Regions from separate parts of the Homo sapiens genome. Here region 2 is linked to region 1. Evidence: chromatin contacts called from ENCODE Hi-C or POLR2A ChIA-PET data. All regions are on one chromosome and are shown on one strand. The core of a region is the stretch at or near the end of the contact, and the rest is flanking DNA. Distances in the headings are between cores, read along the strand shown. Region 1 overlaps EVA1A (eva-1 homolog A, regulator of programmed cell death). Region 2 has its middle 35 kb from the start of EVA1A.

Region 1 (3,906 bases), core at 1,373-3,872:
GCCTCCTTCTGGCAATAAGTGATATTTATTCATGAGTACCTAAATACATAAACAAATTGAGGGGAAAGGAGGAAATTCATCCATCTCTTTAAGAGATACATTTCCTGTAAATTTTAATTTTTATGTTTAAAAACTCCCATGTACCTTCCAACTTCATACAGAATGTACCTCACATCGATCTCATTCTCTTTTATCTCAAACAGCAAGTTCTCTCTCTTACCTCTCTCTCTATCCCTTTCTTTCCCTCTCTCCCTTCCTCCCTCCCTCCCTCCCCTTTTCAACCTTCCCCTTTCTGCCTGAGGCTCCCTTCAGTCATTATGCCCAATGCCCAGAGTCATTTTTTGACTCACTCTTTGGCTTCTTGCCATAAATTAATTAATCTCAGCCATTCTCATGTCCCTTCCATCTCTTTCCCACTCACTGCCATTTCCCCGCACCTGCAGCTTTCTAACTCTGGATTCCACTTCCTTCCACCTTCAATTAATTTTGCACATGGCTGTCAAGGCAACATTTTAAGATCTGACTCCTATTATTTACCTTATTACTTTTACAAAAAAAAAAAAAAGAGGGCACTCAAGGCTGTCAGAAATCTGGTTCCAATCTCCCTTTCAATCATATCCCCCCAAACTCTTCCACAGGAGCCTTTAGTCCAGACAAGCCAAAGACTTCATTGTCCACTCTTGACCCACAAACACACCCTCCTCTTCATGTTCATCCCTGACTCCTCTGCTGGAATGCCAGAGTGTGGGCCCCTTAGTGAATTTTTTCCAATAGATAATTAACCTTCAATAAAACTGAGTCTTTCTTACATTGATGTAGTGCTCAAGTGACATGCCTTGAACTTCGCAAATGTTTAATTCCTTCTTTTGTTAGTATGAAACATTCTAAAGGAATTTTCTTAGAGTTCTATTAAAGATCACTTTATTATGAGTATGAAATAAAAATTCTACATATTGTGGAAATTCTCCCCTTAGGAAAAGAAGAATTTAAAGTAATCCTTCACACACTTTGGTTTAGGAGGTATGGCTTTGAGTATATAAATTAGAAATGAGTTTGTACTGCTTAGTATGCCCTGGCAACAAAAAAGGTTTTGATTTCTGGCCTTACTTTGGCTTTGCCTCCTTAATCAAGCAAAAGAAATTGAGCCAATTATAGTTATGCCACAGCTTTTCTGAGCTAGAATGAAATGAGCCAAAGAGAGGGACTGGCCCACTTCTGCTATAATGCCCTTGAAGGAGCCGCATAATGGGAAGCTGGCTCTGCTCTCATGGATAGAGGAAAGGACCCTGTAGGCAGAGTAAGTGGGAATCAGCAGGCGAGCTCCCGTGATTGGCACTGTACATCCATTTTCTGAGGATGATCCTTCAGACCAAAGTCTTGTCCTCTGTCTCCTACACCATGAAGCCTTGAAGAGAACCTGCCTAGGTTCAGAAGGAGCCATGATTCAGAAGGAGATACCAATACTGCATCTTCCCTCAGTCCCCTCAACCCAAGGAAGACAATTCCCCAACCAAGAGAAAATCTGTCTGGATCCCAGAGTGAGAGAAAGATGACACGACAGAGAAACAGTACATCAGTTACACTTGCTTTATTGCCCAACTCATGCAATAACTCAACCTCTCTTGTGTTAGTAGAAGTGTGTAGCATTAAAAGAACTTAATTTAACCAATCCATGTTAGTAGGTTAGAAATAAATTTGGGATAGGCTGTCTTTTAAAGCCTCTAGATAGCTTATGTATCCACTAAGGCAGCAAACATAACCCTGTCCTCCCTGGAGTATGAATCTGGAGCTCCATAAATCTATCTCCATTTCTTAGAGACTCCTATGTTCCCTACAAGGGTTTTCAGACCATGAAGGTTTCTAACATAATAACAATGGCCACATAATCCAGTGAAATAAAAGTCAAAACCTACAAATGCTGAACAGACATAGCAGAGCTTGAGCTATACTCCTTCTACTTCCCAGGCCCTTGACAAGTGGCATCTCTACATGCACCCTTTTACCTATTCTGCAATCTAAGAATGCTTAAAAATATTAGGGTATATACAGATATACATATTGCATACATGCATGCACAAAGAGACATAGATATGCACTCATGGGGAACAAAGGGAGGGATGAGAACAGGAAGGAAGGCAAGAAGGAAAAGAGGGAAAGAGGGAGGAAGACATTAGATAGATGATAGATACATACATACATAGAGTGAGTGAAAGAGCTATCATTCACTGAATGCTTCTCTTTGCCAAGATCTGGAATAATTCCTTTATGCTGATCATCTGTAATACCGTCAGCCATTACCACTGTTCAGCAGGGTAAGTAGTGTTACTCTTGTTTAAAAGTGGAAGCCAAGATGAGGGTGTCAAATGTAATTCTGCCTGATACTCAAAAGTTCATGCTTTGACCAAAATAGAAAACGATATTAAAGGGAGAAAAACAAGTCATTCTAGCTTTCATATACTGCCCTCACCCCACCTATTACATAGGCCTAACTTCAAAGATAGTTTCTGAACTCCATCTTGGAAACCACTGTTCTGCCTCTGTAGCTTAATGAGTCCACCTTGTCCTGCCTCCCAGATCAGAAAACATCCCCTTTTGTCTCTAGCATCCGGATGTGGATTCCTGGACAAGCCCAGTAAGAGCAACCAGACTGGGTAAGGGAATTCACTGGATCCCAAGCTGGTGACTCAGGCCTGATTTTCACAGCTGATACAATTTATGTCATGCCTCTTCATCCTTTTCCCACAAAATTCAAAACTGGAGCTCCAAGGTGATTGTTTTTTCTCTCCTATAATACTTTCTGCTCCAGGTCACTTCCTCTTGGCCAGTGATCCACCCTGGTCTTGACCAGATCCAGACAGCTGTTAATTACCCAGGAAGCAGAGTGGGGAGGGCTATTGTCAGTTGTTTTCCCTTAATAAATAAAAATAAATGTATTGCTGTATCTTGTTTCCTGCAGGGTCATTGTTTTCACGGGCAGGAAGAGGCCCTATGTAGAGGTCCTGAAGCTAATTTCATTTGCACCCTCAGAGGTCAGATCATGCCCAACAGACTCCTTGCAGGATAGGGCAGCAGCAGCCAGCCCAGACCAGGCCAGCTGGTCTCCATGCAAGTGCAACCTTCTCTCTGCCTGGGCTTTCTTCTTGGCTCTGGAGCTTCCAATTCCTTAAGTGAAAAGTAAAAGGCTTTTAAAATTGGTTTTGACAAATATTGCATGTTTTCATTTAAATGTGAGAGCTAAAAAGTTTGATCATATGCAGATGGAAACTGGAAAGACAGATAACAGGCTGGGAAAGGTGAGTGGAGGGTAGGAGGGAGGATGAAGAGAAGCGGGATACACGGTACAAATATACAGTTAGATAGAAGAAATAAATTCAATGTTTGATAACAGAGCAGGGTGACTATAGTTAATAAAAATGTATTGTACTTGGGCAACAGACACCCTAAATGCCCTGACTTGATCACTACACATTATATACATGTAACAAAATTTCACGTGTGCTCCATAAATTTTCATTAATAAAAAACTATCTTAACCCCCCAAAATAATAAAATTTTAAAAAGTGGGCATTAAAGAGAATCACGGGGTTTGTGTGTTGTCAGGGAGTGCTCAGCAAAATCTCTTCTCCAAACTCTTTAGGCACTGTAAGAACATCTCTTGCCAGGCACGGTGGCTCATGCCTGTAAATCCAAGCACTTTGGGAGGTCGAGGTGGGCAGATCATGAGGTCAGGAGTTTGAGACCAGCCTGGCCAACATGGTGAAACCCTGTCTCTACTAAAAATATAAAAATTAGCTGGGCGTGGTGGTGGGTGCCTGTAATCCCAGCTACTAGGGAGGCTGGGGCAGGAGAATCGTTTGAACCCAGGAGGCAGAGGTTGCAGTGAGATGAGATCGCACCATTGCACTC
Region 2 (3,482 bases), core at 243-2,742, 93 kb after region 1:
GAGAAGTGGCAAACGGGGATTTCAGCATTATTTGCAGTACTTGAATTATTTATAAACAGAATGTATACACATATTACTTGTACAAAAGGTAAAAACTTCTATATGTAGAAATAAAATTAAATGATTGATCTAATAGGGAGATAATTACCTATAAACTGAATAAAGAAAACTCATCACCCAGGATACCAACACAAGAAGCATTGGTGGCTATTTTTGCATAAAAGATGAAAGAAAGCAGCCATAAAAAAGTTTATGTTCTTCCCCCAAGGAAAAGAATGGCAATCAATGACAAGTCACAGCTGCATAGACGCAGCCCCATCTATGTGCTGACTCAGGAGGTAACGCAGTGCTTCCTCTCTTTGATTACCAGGGGTCTTGACTTCTGTACTAAAGTAAGAGAGAAAAATAATCTCTAAAAAACAGTTTTAATAAATATCACCTTTGCTGAGGGTAGGAAAACGACACTAATTTCACTGACAGACAGATTATCTCACACCACTGGCTTTTCAGAAAAATTGTGAAGCATGTCTGTAAGACAGCCCTTTAAAAAGACAATACTCTATGAAGTATTTTAAACACTGTTAACTAGAATTTTCTTTGTTAGTTTATGTCCCGGCATTCATAATTATGAGTTGCACATGATAAGCAAACAAAAGCCACTACCATTCAACTGATAGCATCATTTTCTCAACAGTTACTGGTTGTTCTGAGAATACTGACAGGCCCCTGACAAGTTTACTGGGTGAAAGAGTGCTAATTCCTGCATTAATAAGGAGAGACTTTTGTCATTAATAAGTCTTTGAAGTAGAAAAAAAAAAACCCAAATTGGTTAAGAGGCATGATCCTAATCCCAAAGCCACAAAAGAATGAGAAAGCTTCAGAGGGATAAGCCTACAATCTCTGCCTAGATCAATCAGGCTAGACTAGACTATGCTACCATAACAAACATCCCCCAAATCTCAGTGGCTTCAAACAATAAAAATCTCTTTATTGCTAATACTACACGTCCATCGTAAGTCAGCAAGGAGGTCCTGTACATCACAGTCACTCAGGAACTCATACTAACAGAGCAACTGCCATTCAGAAAGTTGCCACTCCCACCATGCAGATAGAAAGACAGAGAATTCTGGAGGATCTTGCACTGGTAATAAAATGTTCTGGCCCAGAAGTGACACACATCACTTCTGATCATTGGCCAGAGCTAGGTATATGGGCCCACTTAATCAAAGGATGCAAGAAAGTGCAATTCTGCCATGTGCCCAGAAGAGAGAAGAGCTATAAATAGTTGGCAAACAACATTAATAACTCACATTAGCCTGGCCCAGGGGCATCAGAGACATCTATATTGAGGATCCCAGGCCAACACCAAGTTGAAGCACAGGTCTGGAGAGAACCTGGAGGCCTCAGGTTGGCTTAACCAAGAAGTAGAAAAAACTCATCCTGCCCAAGAATCTTAACATAAGTGGAAAAATCCAGTAATGTCTAGTTTAGAATAATCTGTGCATGTAGGTGATGCTGGGATGTTTCTCCAAATTCCTCACAAATGATTCATGATCAGTAATTTTCAAAGCTAGCTGGTCATCAGAATCACTGGGGATGCTTTAGAAACTAGGAATGTCCAAGATCAACAAACCAGCAGGAAAAAAAAAAAAAAAGAAAGAAAAAAAGAGATGTCTGAGTCTTATTCCTAAGAATTTTAATTCAATATACAGTTGGAATAGGTCCCAAGAATCTACATACTTAATCCTCTGTAGTAAAATAAAAAGGCTTATTTGGTCCTTGTCCCCCATTTCTGGCACTGAGCTTCTAATACCCTTGGAATTTTCTGACTGTTAGAAGTGTTAGGGATGTCTCGTTATTCATAACAAGCTCTTTTCAAACATATCTGAGTCTATACTAATGAGGTGACTCAGGGTGGGCCTGAGATAGCTTCTCATGGGTTCCAGGGGGATCAGCCATGTGAGTGGAGGGTTGAAACTTTGAGCTACACAGTTCCACTCTTGAACCTCTCGGGAGGGGAGTGGAGCTGGAAATTGAGTCAAATTACAAATGGCCAATAATTTAATCAATTATGCCCTTGTAACAGAATCTCCATTAAAAAAAAAAACACCCTAAAAGATGGGGCTCAGAGAGCTTCCAAACTGGCAAACACATCCCCAAAGGCTCTTGCACTTGGGACCCTCCCAAACCTTGTGCTATGTACCTTTTCACCTAGCTGTTCATTTGTATCCTTTATAATCAACTTCAATAGTAAATATAGCATTTTTCTGAGTTCTGTGAATTGTTCTAACAAATTATCAAAACTTGGGCCAGGAGAAGCTATGAGAACCCCCAAGTTTGTGGCCAATTTGGTAACTTTGGGGGCTTGATACTTGTGACTGGCTCCTGAAGTGAGAGCAGTCTTGTGGGTCTGAGACCTTAACCCTGTGTTGCCTGACACTCACTCCAGGCAGTTAGTGTCAAAATTGAATTAATAGATGAGTCAGAGAATTCGTTGAGTAGAGGACACCTCTTACTTCACACCCCAGGGATTCTCATGATCATTAGGTTTGGTGACTTCTGCTGAAGACATTGAGTCATCCAGCCGTCCTTATGCAGGGTGATTTACCAGCATGTCCAACCTCACAGAGCGCTGAGACTACTGAGTGACCAGGAGACTCACAGGGAACCACTGAGCTCCAGCAAAATAGAGTGAAAGAAACACTGGCTGAGAGTCAGAAAGCCCACAACTCGGTCCTTGTTCTGGTTACCTAGTGTTGTGTAGAAAACCATCCCGGCCGGGCGCGGTGGCTCACGCCTGTAATTCCAGCACTTTAGGAGGCCGAGGCGGGCGGATCACAAGGTCAGGAGATCGAGACCATGCTGGGTAACACGGTGAAACCCCGTCTCTACTAAAAATACAAAAAATTAGCCGGGCGTGGTGGTGGGCGCCTGTAGTCCCAGCTACTCAGGAGGCTGAGGCAGGAGAATGGCGTGAATCCGGGAGGCGGAGGTTGCAGTGAGCCGAGGTTGCGCCACTGCACTCCAGCCTGGGCGACAGTGAGACTCCGTCTCAAAAAACCAAACCAAACCAAACAAAAAAACCATCCCAAAACTCAGTGGCTTCACATAGCAACAAACATCTAGTTTGCTCATTAATCTGCATTTTGGGGAGAACTCTGAGCAGACGGCTGTTCTTGTTCCATGTATTTCCAACAAGGAAGTCTTGAATGGAGCTGGAGGATCCACTTCCTAGTTAGCTCCAAAATGCTGACTGTCGGCAGAGGCTGCTGACCAGGGACCCTAACTCCTTCCCACATGTGTCTCTGGGGCTGCTGAAGCTTCCTCGCAGTATGGCATTTGGGTTCCGAGAGTCCAGATTCCCAGAGCAGGAAGTGGAAGCCGCTGGTCCCGTAAGGCCTGAGGCCATAAACTGGCACAGTGTCACTTAGGCAGGCCAAGCAATTACAGAACCTGTCCAGAATCGGGGTGGGGTGGGGCGA

Evidence for each region. Hi-C counts contacts between places; a loop is a spot of excess contacts on that map. ChIA-PET counts read pairs that join two places held with the same protein, here RNA polymerase II (POLR2A). Pooled maps may share reads with other maps.
Region 2: a map of endothelial cell of umbilical vein shows a loop between it and region 1 (5-fold over the local background). The contact joins two enhancer-like sites. A Hi-C loop is called at or near these places in 1 of 168 maps with a recorded cell type or tissue (endothelial cell of umbilical vein) and 2 of 50 pooled maps. POLR2A ChIA-PET finds 5 or more read pairs at or near these places in 3 of 52 experiments (AG04449, BJ and HepG2).

The regions. Positions count from the first base shown.
Region 1 is chr2:75,500,474-75,504,379 of GRCh38, forward strand. The region is part of intron 3 of EVA1A (eva-1 homolog A, regulator of programmed cell death); the gene reads right to left. Among named protein-coding and RNA genes, the nearest start is that of EVA1A-AS, 22 kb to the right of the region's middle. Within about 2 kb of position 2,623, at least 2 of the 41 ENCODE cell types and tissues checked have a DNase peak (open chromatin) inside an H3K27ac peak, as active enhancers do.
Region 2 is chr2:75,594,424-75,597,905 of GRCh38, forward strand. No RefSeq gene overlaps it. Among named protein-coding and RNA genes, the nearest start is that of EVA1A, 35 kb to the left of the region's middle. Within about 2 kb of position 1,493, at least 3 of the 41 ENCODE cell types and tissues checked have a DNase peak (open chromatin) inside an H3K27ac peak, as active enhancers do.